Linked DNA regions of Mus musculus: region 2 is linked to region 1. The links are chromatin loops, found by intact Hi-C in ENCODE. Cell type or tissue: left cerebral cortex. All regions are shown on one strand. Each heading gives the region's core, and the rest is flanking DNA. Links, peaks and the distances in the headings are about the cores only. Region 1 has its middle 300 kb from the start of Tmem135. Region 2 has its middle 120 kb from the start of Vmn2r79.

The links. Hi-C counts contacts between places; a loop is a spot of excess contacts. Peaks named below come from ENCODE experiments on the same cell type or tissue, not always from the same donor. Only the 100,000 strongest peaks of a DNase experiment are listed, where the experiment ranks them.
Region 2: a loop joins it to region 1, with 5 times the contacts of the local background. A loop is called at or near these places in 4 of 42 quality-filtered maps.

Annotation. Positions count from the first base shown.
Region 1 is chr7:89,033,997-89,036,926 of GRCm38, reverse strand. No RefSeq gene overlaps it. Among named protein-coding and RNA genes, the nearest start is that of Tmem135, 300 kb to the left of the region's middle. In left cerebral cortex, for the core only: no CTCF peak of the experiment used is centred there; a DNase peak (open chromatin) is centred at 1,246.
Region 2 is chr7:87,112,136-87,115,065 of GRCm38, reverse strand. No RefSeq gene overlaps it. Among named protein-coding and RNA genes, the nearest start is that of Vmn2r79, 120 kb to the right of the region's middle. In left cerebral cortex, for the core only: a CTCF peak has its summit at 1,205 (motif pointing left); a DNase peak (open chromatin) is centred at 1,216.

The DNA of each region.
Region 1 (2,930 bases), core at 120-2,619:
GAGCTATAGTTGTTCCTTCTGCCACTGATGTCTCATATATTACTATCCAATCTTGGTCTTTAGTCAGAGTATACTGATGAGAAAGACTCAAACACATTTGTATCTCAAAGATGACAACAGGCTTTTTTTCCCACCTTATAATTCCTGTCTTGAGCCAAGCTTAACAAGTGAGACCTTCTTAATAACGCTTTGAGTGGCAGATTTCAGTGAAATATGAGCTCAAGTCGAGTTATTCTGCTTCACAAACTGTCTGGAGAGCAAAAGCCACATCTATTATAGGCCAAATTGAAGCAATAAAAGTCAGCCCTGGATTGACTTGGCTAAAAGACACATTGATCTCTGCCAGTATTATCAACCAATCTGTCAATAAATCAGCCAATCTATCAAACCTGTGCAACTTCACTGACTGACACAGCATATCCATAAAACACCCTGTTTTGAAGGAGATGCTAAGGGGGAAACTACAGATTTACAGTCAATTGCATTCACCTTGAAGCTTGCTCCACTTCTTCCTGTGCGAGTGTAAGGCAGTTTACTTAACTGTCCTGGATGTGCAGGTGCCTCACCTTTAAGATTATCTAAATAGCACTGACCAGAGGATCTTAAGAGTGCTGTAACATATAATGGAGAACACTCCCCATAGTGAATGGCCCGCCCCACTCCACCATAACTAGTATCAAAGTTGCATTAAAACAAAAGAGGAGGAGGTCTCTTATAACGTCTTGTTCAAATCTATTTTCCCTTAGTGCTGTCAGTCAATAGCCATGTCATGGCCATCCCAAACGTTGATTGCTCACAGTCAGTAAGTTAATGCTGTTTACTCAAAGTTAGAAGATCTGTGTTCTTAGGTAGGCTTCACTTTCTCAGCTATGAAAGAACAGATTAATCTCTGATCACAGCTTGCTGGGAACTCTGCATTGAAAAAAACAGTTGGTAAATAAAAAGTATGTAATTGCAGGACCCTTACAGAGGAAGGTTATAGAAGAAAATGACTGTATTCAGCCTGCGGCCAACTGAGCTATCCTCCTAGGAAGGCAGGGATCTGGAAAGAATTTGTCCTGTTCTGCTAATCAGAGAAACCAGAGATGAATTATTCATTGAGTAATTAGCACAAGCCTTTTTACAGAGTCCTTTAGTGCTGGCTGCTCAACATACTGTTGGTGGATCAACCATATAGACATCATCTGGATACTTAAATGAAAGATCTCAAGCTTTTTCTAGGACTCACTGAATTAAAAAAAAAATTCTACATCTTAACAGATTCACACATATGTTGAAGTTTGGCTTGTACTAAAATCTAGGAAGAACATTTAGAAAAGCAACTTTTAGTCTGGCTTCTAAATAGAACCATGCTCACTATCCCAGTATACACCTAAGTCCTACTTGTCAGTTGACCAAGATGAGGATATCCTCAAGGCTTTGGCTTCTGTGTTAGTCTGCTTTTGGGCAAGGCATTCCTTTCAGCCTCTATTCATATAAACGAATGCAGTTTCAGATGAATGGTAATAGATTTGTTTCATTAGCACCATTTGACAGTAATTGGTTCAGTGGAACTGAGGATAAGGAAGAATGGCAGGGGAGGAAGGGAACACTTAGGGGAGGCATGTCTTTCCATATGGCTCCTCATGAATGTGCCATTATAAATCTTATTGCTACTCAGTATGCTAAGCATACTGAGAGAGGTTAAGTAGCTAGCTATCTCCATGCAAGGGGTAGAGCTGAAATTTAATTGTATGCCTGTTTGACTTTAAGTAGCACTTTTCACTATTTGCTCTAGTCATGACTGCTGCTTGGCAATGTGTGCAAAGGCTAGAAACTCAAAACAAGTATTCTGCAAAGGCAATGGTGCCCCTGGGTCAAAATTCCAGACACAGTGAGCATCTTTTGGGTATATGCCCAGGAGCTTTTTAGCTGGGCCTTCAGGTAGAACTATTTCCAATTTTCTGAGAAACCACCAGATTGATTTCCAGAGTGGCTGTACAAGTTTGCAATCCCACCAGCAATGGAGGAGTGTTTCCCTTTCTTCACATCCTTACCAGCATGTTCTGTTGCTTGTTTTTGATCTTAGCAATTTTGATTGGTGACACAGTGAGAAAGTCCTGCCTCAGCTTCCACTGGTGAGGGGTGATTCTGTGACTGAGGAAGATATCTTCACCCTTATGTCTATTGTCACCTCGGACATTACCTAGTGCTCTGTGAGACATGGACTTTTTGGCAGCATGCTGGCCTTAGGAAAAGTAGACTTGTCATCTGGTGTCTTAGTTTGGGTTTCCTGTGCTATGATGAAACACCATGATGAAAAGTAAGTTAGGGAGGAAAGGGTTTATTTGCCTCATAATTCCACATTGCTGTTCATTATTAAAGGAAGTTAGGACAAGAACTCAAAAAGGTTCAGGACCTGGAGGCAGGAGCTGCTGCAGAGGCCATGGAAGGATGATGCTTATTGGCTTGTCCCTCTTGGCTTGCTCAGACTGCTTTCTTATAGAACAGGGAGCTACCAGCTCAGGGATGATACCACTCACAATGGCTAGGCCCTCTTCCATCAATCATTAATTAAGCCCTACAGGCTTGCCCATAGCCCAATTTTATGGAAGCATTTTCTCAATTGAGTTTCTAAAGTGACTTTAGTTTAGTTAACATGAAACTATCCAGCATACCTGGTACCTCAGAGATTCCAAAGTAAATGTTTGAGTGGAAAAGACAGGAGCAGTGTCTCATTGTAAACTGAGCCTTGGGAACCTACTAGCTTCTGTACTGCCACACATTCTATTCAGATTAGCGATAGATCCCAAACATGCCTAGATTCAAAATGAGAGGACAGAGTGTGATAGGACCCACAAAATTTCCTCCATCTTATATTCTCACTGAGGCTATTACAGGTTTAACTAGAATTTGATCTCCATGATGGAATATCCCATGGAATAGTACCA
Region 2 (2,930 bases), core at 160-2,659, 1.9 Mb after region 1:
ATCTCAAATAAATAAATAAATAAATAAACAACTTTAGAAAAGAGTATTTGACAAGGTAGTACTGCGTACATGCTAACCAAGTTGTATTAAACTCTTCAACATTTCCAAACCTATCTATGCCTTTTTTTCTTAAAACCCTATGGTTTAAGAAGGTTTATATTAAAAGCAATATTTTACATCCATAAATGGAAATATTGGTTACATATATTATATAACAGCAAATACCAGAATCAAAGAAAACAATATTGTTGTTAATTCCTTTTATATTCTAAGAATAGTGAGTGAACTGGTTGACTATTCGGAATAATACAAAATATGTGATGTAACATTTGCTTAATAAGTTTCTTCTCAAATAGTGTATATGAAAATTAAACTTAAAACATATAATTTATGTAAAATATGGTCACACTACAGTTTTGGAAACTATAAATGCCAACAATTATACAGGGTTTTCATTGTCTTGCTCTTTCTGCCAAACTGCTTTTGCATTTTAGTGGCCTGAAATTAAAAAAAAAAAAAAAACAATGATAGCCTAATTCTTCTCTAAAACTATGGCTTGCAATAAGAAAGCACAATAACGACTAGGATTCCATTTAGATTCTCAAGCCTATGTTCCCTAAAGCCCATTCAGTGTACTTTGCACAGGGCCCTCTTATGCTGTTTTCAAAGCACTATAATCATCCAAGTAACATCAGTCCGAATGTCAGGTAAAACACGGCACTCATATTCAATTTCAAGGGCCTGCAACTTGGTATTTTCCTATTAAGCTTGAGAGAAAATCTCTTTTTGTATATTCTGTGGGTGTGCGTGCAAGCACTCACACATATGTGTGTGCACACACATGTCACCTGTAGTATATGTAGTAGATACAATTCTCTTGTGTCAATAGAAAAATGTATGTGACACAAATCACAGAGCAAGAAAATAAAAGAATAAATACTAGACCGTACTCCTTCTGACTATTGAAATATAGTCCTTTATTTTCTCAATTCTCTAGATATAACAATGACAGTTGTTTACAGAAGATTTTTTATGTGTCAAGCTCAGAATCTAAAGAGATTCTGTGTAATCTAGTCAAACTCATTCTTCTATTTTTTACATTGACAGCGAGAACAGATTATTATCATCTTTATTTAGCTAAAATGGAATCAATAGCTTGGATACAAGCAAGCGTTTTTTAACTCAAGGTCACCTTTGGCGCCACCAAGTGGTCATACCTAAATCCACAGTCATATTCACTTACCTTCGCTGGCATTTTGCCTCTCCAGAATAATGTATGTATGCTTGGTGATTGCCATTTCTGAAGCTTCCCCTCCAGAGAACCTTAATTGAATGCAAAAGCTGTTTGGCAGAAAGAGAAAGGCAATGGAGACACTGTATACTTGTTAAAGTATTTACAGTCTCTAAGATTGTAATGTGACCATATTTTCCATAAACTATACGTTTTAAGGTTAATTTTCACATTCAATACTCAGGAAAAAATTTAATAGAAAAGTTTTTTTTACCAAGACATTCCTCATAAAAATATTTTATGCCATACATGTAATATTCTTTCTGTGTGAGCATATACAGACATACATATACATTAAATAAGAAAATAAACTTCAGAAAATGCATGCCATATATATTTTTATATATAAAGAAACACACTGGTGCACATGTATATATGCTAAGGAATCTTATTTTATGTGTTCAGGAGATTATTTGTCTTCAGGATAATGGCAATTATTCTAAAATGTTCACTCAATTCCAACTGCCCAGATAACCCTGGGCATGGTGTCGTAAAATGTTACCCCAATAAACATTGGTGTGGCAGGGGGATCTTTAATTCCAGGCATATATAGTGATATTGTTTCAAAAGACAAAACTAAGCAAATAATAAGATCCTCAAGCATCACTAAGTCCACCTTACACAATAAACACAGCTTCCACTTGTTGTATCTTTCTGTTTCCCATTCATTATTTGTGTCCTTCTGTTCTTCCATATAAAATTTTAATTTGGGGGCTGAACACAAACATGACCTTGGGGAATAGGCATGGCCTAGGTAAGACACAATATAATATTTGTCATATAAAAACCAATGATGTGTTACAGACTATAGATAATAAATATGTTATGTAAATGTACATGGCTTATAAAATACCCTAAGAAATATCAAAACTCAATACCAAATAAAGCCAAATACATGGGGAAAAAAAGAATCATGTGAAATACTTGGTAAATTTTAGAGAAATCAATAGATTAATATTATTTTATTGTGGATAAATCTGGTGCTCTTTGTATTTTAATGCTAATTCCACTGTCCTAGAAGGGACTGCAGACAAGAAGTGAGTCATACTCAGGTGACTTCTTGTGAACCAATCCCCTAATAAAGGAGCTAATGACTGGGCAAGTAGGCAGGATTTTAGGGTTGTAGAAGTGAAGAGAGGATGATGGAGGAAGAGGTGGAAGGAAAGTCTCATAGATAGGGAAGATAGTAGTATAGTGGTAGATCTGCCCAATCTAGGTGCACAGCATGTATTCATATTAATTGAGTTGTGTTCTCCCCCACCCGGGGGGGGGGGTGCGTCTTATTTGGATTGGAGATTTACTGCAACATTATTTCTTCTTCACTCCCTAGCAAACCAACTCTCCTACACAATTATCAGCCATAGGCCACACACTCTTCTCATACACACACACACACACACACACACACACACACACACACACATATATATATATATATATATATAATTCTTTAAAGGCTTCTTTTCCTTTACCTCTGCTGACTACTTAGTCTAGAGAATTCTCTCCTATTTCAGTCCAAACCATCCACCCAAACTTTGTCTATCAGCTCAAATATAAGGGTCATATAAACTTAGTTCAGCCTAGCTTGCTTCTAGGCTACTTTTCCATTGAACACTGCATACAATTTTGCTGCAGCTGT